Linked DNA regions of Mus musculus: region 2 is linked to region 1. The links are chromatin loops, found by intact Hi-C in ENCODE. Cell type or tissue: gastrocnemius. All regions are shown on one strand. Each heading gives the region's core, and the rest is flanking DNA. Links, peaks and the distances in the headings are about the cores only. Region 1 has its middle 8.3 kb from the start of Gm30256. Region 2 has its middle 46 kb from the start of E330032C10Rik.

Region 1 (2,805 bases), core at 110-2,609:
TAGATTATAATTCTCATTGGGTACTCTGCTAAAGAGAAAGCAAATTGAGATTCATATTCAATGAACCTGAGCCTGCTTATCTATTCCTACCCAGGTATTGAATATTGGAGTCTGCTTCTAACTGGGGAGCCGTGTTTGCCTTGGCTCCAACTTGAGGCACATCTGAACACATGTCAGAGCTTCATTTGTTAGTCCTAGGTCCTGCTAGGTAAAATTGACTCTTTCTTCCTTGGTCCCTGTCATTCCCAGGAAGCTATAGCTCAGAGCAACAGTGAGGGTGGCAAGAAAGGCAGCATACCATTTGCCACAGTCTGGATGCCTGTGTCTTCCCTGCTCACATGCTGAGATCCCAGCACTCAAGGTGACAGCCTTGAGCGACTTGATCCCTGTTAACTGGACTGATGGAGGACCAAGGGGACTCCTTTACTCATCTCCCATGTGTGGATGCAGAAAACAGTCATCTACAACCCAGAGGAAAGCCCTCAGCAGAACACAGCCATGCCTGCTCCTCGTCTCAGACATCTTGACCTCTGGAACGGTGAGCAATGAGTCCCGTTGTCTATAACGTACTCGACTTGGGTTATTTTGCAGAAATAAGCCAAGATACCTTCACAGCATGAGCTTGGTGAGGACAGACAGGCAGAGCCACCCCAGCCTGGTTCGTGGGTCCCTGTCGTGAGGCTATAAGTCCAACCTACCAATCTCCATGCTGTCTGCATACCCTGCCATATACTTGCATCAGTGTTAAGGGTGACCCTTTTCATAGTGACTCTTCTCTCCCGCAGCCCAGAGACTACGTACTAGCTCTCTCTTGGGTGGGACTATGAAAATGTCCCCTCGGATGATGGCATGTCTCTTCTGGTACCAGCTAAACCGTGTGCCACTTCTACAGCACGTAACCTTGCCCTTCCCAAACTTTGTCTGCTCCCGTCGTGGCACCCCTGTTAATCCTTCCTCAGCCTCCTCGGGCTTCCCAGGTGTTCCGAACCACAGTGACAGCCAAGTCCACCAGATGGCAGCTGGTAATGGTTTTGAACCATGCTGACCAGCTGACACAGAGTTTACAAGGGATCTTAGAGGCTTCCTCAGTCGAGTGACTCATACTTGCTCTCTGCTTAGAACACTCAGTTCTTAGCCACGCTGTCCCCCAGAAATGATCATTGTAGTTGCAGCCTCCATCTCTGCAATGTCCCCTCGGCTTTCCAATGGTGTTCCAGGAAACAAGTGCCTGCTGGGTCATCTCTCTCCTCTTCCAAGCCAGGATTAAAATGCAACTTTGGCTCACATCCAGGCATATGACTTGAGCTCAGGAAGTATCGGACAGTAACTTCTGAGCTCCCAAATCCTTGACAGTACACACCCGCATTGTAAAGCCCACAACACCCCCCCCCCCAACATGGTAGAGATTTCGAGTGCTGTAAGGATTAAGGAAATACAGTGTTGTTCTACCTTGTTTAATTTAATGGCTGCATCATGTACTATAAATGGACCCTAATCTATTTAACTAATCCCCTATTGAGGAACATTAAGGTAATGATTATTGTTACTAGATGAGCACTGAACCTTGGAGGTACACACTTAAATATCTTCCCTCCAAGGAAAATGAAGAAGCTGTTTCTTACCAAGCTAACCACGCCCCCTTAGAGGTGACTGCACCCCAACCTGAGACTCACAGGCTCTTTATGAGTCATCAGCATTAGTGGGGCTCTTAGGAAATCGGGGAGGGGGAGGTTGACAACAAAGTGAAGGACAAATGTCCAAAATGCCCACTTATGACACTGTAGCTAAAATGTATTTTTCTCTGTTATGCTCAGCCACGGACTCGTGCCTTCCTGGACAGACGTGTGGTTCTATTTTGACTTCCTTTTAGGGGCTGAAAACGGTCGACTTTCTGGGTATGAAGGAAACAAGGACTGGCATCTGCGAGAACACAACCCTCCTCAGATGAAGACCCACTCCTGGGGCTCTTCACATAGAAGTTGCCCTGTTTTATACCTTGTGAAACTGCTACAAAGGTGGCCACTTCTCTGCAAATGAAATAGGGGAAAACTAGCTTAGATGTGTCTATCTTAAAGATGGCCCAGACTCTATGGGAGACCACAGAAAGACACAGAAGCTAAAGACAGCCATCAGCAATTAGTGTTTGCTGTGTGTCACATGCTCTTCTGAACATTCTACATGCCCCAACTCCTTCAATCATACAAGCTGAGGAGGTAGGTTCTATCGGCCCCATTTTACAGGTAGAGAGGCTAAGGCACAACATGATTATATAGCCAGATCAAGAAAGGACAGGGTAACTGTGGATGTAGACTCAGGTGTTGTGAAAAATGGATTTACTACCAGTCCTCTGTTTCCCAAGGTAACTTCAGCATAAGTGACAACGGCAGAAAAGTCCTCAAGTGGGAGAGAAAAGAAAACTTGCTATTGGCACAGAGAGACTAATTCCTTCCACTTCTGGGAGAAAGACAATATTATTGGGTTACCAGGTCATTGTTTTCTATGCTCAGAGGATGATGGACCATTTTTGAAGGCTCCTGAAGATCCTATTGCCCTGCAGCAAATCAAATAGAAGCTGGTCTTTGTTTGCTGCAACCTGAAAAGGCTCTGCTGTTAACTGTTCAGGTGGCCACTATAAGCTAAGTGCTCAGAGAGAAGGAGAAAGAGATAGGAAAGTGGACCAGGAGCTCCAGGGCCTGGCTGTATAGTAACTTAAAAGGCAAAGAATGCGGTTTGACAAGATCACCTACAGTAGGTCACGTACACACGACTATACTTCCCATCAGTCTCACTGCCATTGGATTTCAT
Region 2 (2,805 bases), core at 257-2,756, 430 kb before region 1:
CTCTGGCCTCACCTGTCTTTCCTGGGAGATGCCCTTAGCCCAGATCCTGTAGAGCAGAGGTTCTCAGCCTTCCTAGAGCTGAGACCCTTTAATACAGTTAGGTCGTGGTGACCACCAGTCATAACATTATTTTTGATGCCAATTCACAATTGTAATTTTGCTACTATGAAGCATGATGTAAATATCATGTTTTCCCTGGTCTTAGGTGACCAACCCTGTGAAAGGGTCACTCACAGGGGTAGTGACCCACTGGTTGGGAATCACTGTTGTAGAGGGATCCAGAGATTCTTCAGGGGAGCCATAACATAGAGGGACAAGTGTTGGCTTTTTGGTTTAGCTATGTTATTGGCTTCTTATGCCTGGAACCCCTATTCCACCCTAATCCCTTCCAACCCCCAACACTAGGACGGAGAGAACGAAGGTTAGAAAGGAAAGGGGACATAGAGCTCTTTAGACTACCTCCTGCTGATTAGGGGCATCAGGTTCCTAGAGACAAATCCAATCTTCATCGGCAGAATATCCAGGAAGCCAGCAATCCAGCAAATGCAACAGGAGGAATGAGCAGCAGCTGGGGTGGGGGGCGGGGGGGGCGGGGGTGCGGGGGGGGGGGAGCAACGGGACCAGCGTGGGGGGGGGGTGAGGAGCAGCGGGACCTGCGGGGGGTGGGGCACAGCAGCAGCGGGACCAGCGCGGGGCGGGGGGTGGGGGGGAGCCAGAAAGGGAGCAACAGCCGGACCAGGGGGTGGCAGCGGGACCAGCAGGGGGAAGGGGCAGCGGGACCATCAGGGGAGGGGGAGGCAGCAGCAGCCGGACCATCAAGGGGCAAAGGGGGCAGAAGCTGCCTCAGGCCCTGTTAGTGCCCTCCCGTTATACCCACTCCAGAATCCCCATAATTAAACTCTCTGCAGCTAACACACACACACACACACACAGCATGAGACAATCCTAATTAACTGCTGTGGACAAACTGAAGCAGCCCCACATCCCACACCTGAGATTAAAACAAAAACATATCCCCACAACATAACTGTCATTTAAAACAACCCAAACTTCTCACTACAGCTAAGCGGTGAACTTTGGTTCGAAGCGTAGCTCTAGCTCTGTCTTTTATTGGCCGTGTGGTCCTAGGAAGGCATTGAACAATCCTGGATTTTGTCGTGCTTAATCTCAGGAGAGGAGGAGGTAACTCTCCATCTGGCTGGGTCATAAAGACCAAGTGACAGAGGTGATGTGGCTTTATCTAGTGAGGTTCTGAATCTAATCATTAGGTGGGGTGAATCATGGCAAGTTTCAGGTCTGTGCCTAGATAATTATGCTACACCTAGGAGTGTGATCAATATCTTTAATTTTCTTCATCTTCGGTTATTTATATTTCCTTCTCCATGACCTCCAGATGGCAGCATGGGCCACGGAAACAGAGCATCTCTTGTCAGGCTGTTGCTTCCCAGGATGCAGATGCTGATGGAGCCAGAGCAACAGTAACCACAAGGCCGCTGGCTGGGTTCTTACTGTGCTGGGGGTATAGGAAGCACTTCTCACAAACAGAAGTTCAAGTGCTTTGGCTTTATGAAGAATGAAAAGGGTCACTGATGGAAGGAGCTGCTGACCGGGAGAACCAGAAACCAAGCAAGTCCAGTCTTCAAGGATGCCTGCCAGGCTACTTTTCCCCCACCATGCTGGTCTTCTCTGTGAATGTAGTATCCTCCTTCACCAATGAGGAGAATAAGACAGAAGGACAGAATGGAACAGCTTAGAGACCAGGCTCCTGGAAATGTCCCATCATTCAAGACACTCACCTGTGAGATGCTTGGTGCAGGAACCATAGGAAAGCTGAACCCCTGAATCCCCAAGAGAATCTCTTCCATTCTCAAAGCAATCTTTGCCAAAAGCCAAAGTGGATTGTGGGAAATTCCCTCCAACCCTCTGCTGACCATCCTCTTTTACTGAACCCTTTAGCCACAGCATTTGAAACTCAACCTCTAATCCCTTCATCCTAAATATTCCTGGGCAATCTCTGAGCCAGCCACGTGTACAAACATGTGCCTTATTGGAGGAAGTGTGCTACTGAACGTAGACTTTGAGGTTTCAAGCCAGGACCAGTGTCTCTTCTTGCGGCCTTGGGATCTGGCTTTAGAAGTCTCGGGTACTTTTCTAGCACCATGTCTGCCTGCAGGCCACCATGCTTCTTGCCACAATGAAAATGGACAAACCCTCTGAAACTGTAAGCAAGTCCCAATTCAGTGTTTCCTAGATAAGAGTTGCTTTGGACATGGTGTCTCTTCACAGCAACACACCACTAAAAACTCTGTGTCTAACCTGAAGCATCCACAACTGTTTGCATCCCTTGAGGACTGCCACCAACCTCTTACCTTTCCACCTTGGGAAGTGTGGAACCTTGAAGGACCAAGCTCCTGAAAAGCTGAAAGACACAGTGGCATGGGCAATTTCTAGGCAGTTTCTGGATGTTCTATGCCCATCACTGATTTGAATATACAGGGGTCCTGTTAGACCAAACCAGCAGTTGCAATATGGTCCTTGAATAGAAGAGATAATCAAAGTGCAGCTACCACTGGGCTTGGAGCACAATGCCTTGGGAGATGTGAGGGGACAGGACTAGAGAGGCAGCCACTGAGCCTGGACCACCTGCATCCCCACCAGCCTCTGCAGCTGGTCTGGGATTTTAAGACAAAGAGAGACAAGGAGCTAGTCAGATGGCTTTGCAAGCTGGGCAGTTGGAGTCTATTTTGTAACCCACAGATTAATGGGGCTCCGACTAGCCCTGCAGAATAAAATTCAATTGGTTCA

Evidence for each region. Peaks named below come from ENCODE experiments on the same cell type or tissue, not always from the same donor. Only the 100,000 strongest peaks of a DNase experiment are listed, where the experiment ranks them.
Region 2: a loop joins it to region 1, with 4 times the contacts of the local background. A loop is called at or near these places in 32 of 42 quality-filtered maps.

Annotation. Positions count from the first base shown.
Region 1 is chr17:72,861,648-72,864,452 of GRCm38, reverse strand. No RefSeq gene overlaps it. Among named protein-coding and RNA genes, the nearest start is that of Gm30256, 8.3 kb to the left of the region's middle. In gastrocnemius, for the core only: no CTCF peak of the experiment used is centred there; DNase peaks (open chromatin) are centred at 1,012 and 1,225.
Region 2 is chr17:73,295,705-73,298,509 of GRCm38, reverse strand. No RefSeq gene overlaps it. Among named protein-coding and RNA genes, the nearest start is that of E330032C10Rik, 46 kb to the right of the region's middle. In gastrocnemius, for the core only: a CTCF peak has its summit at 1,394 (motif pointing right); DNase peaks (open chromatin) are centred at 755 and 1,423.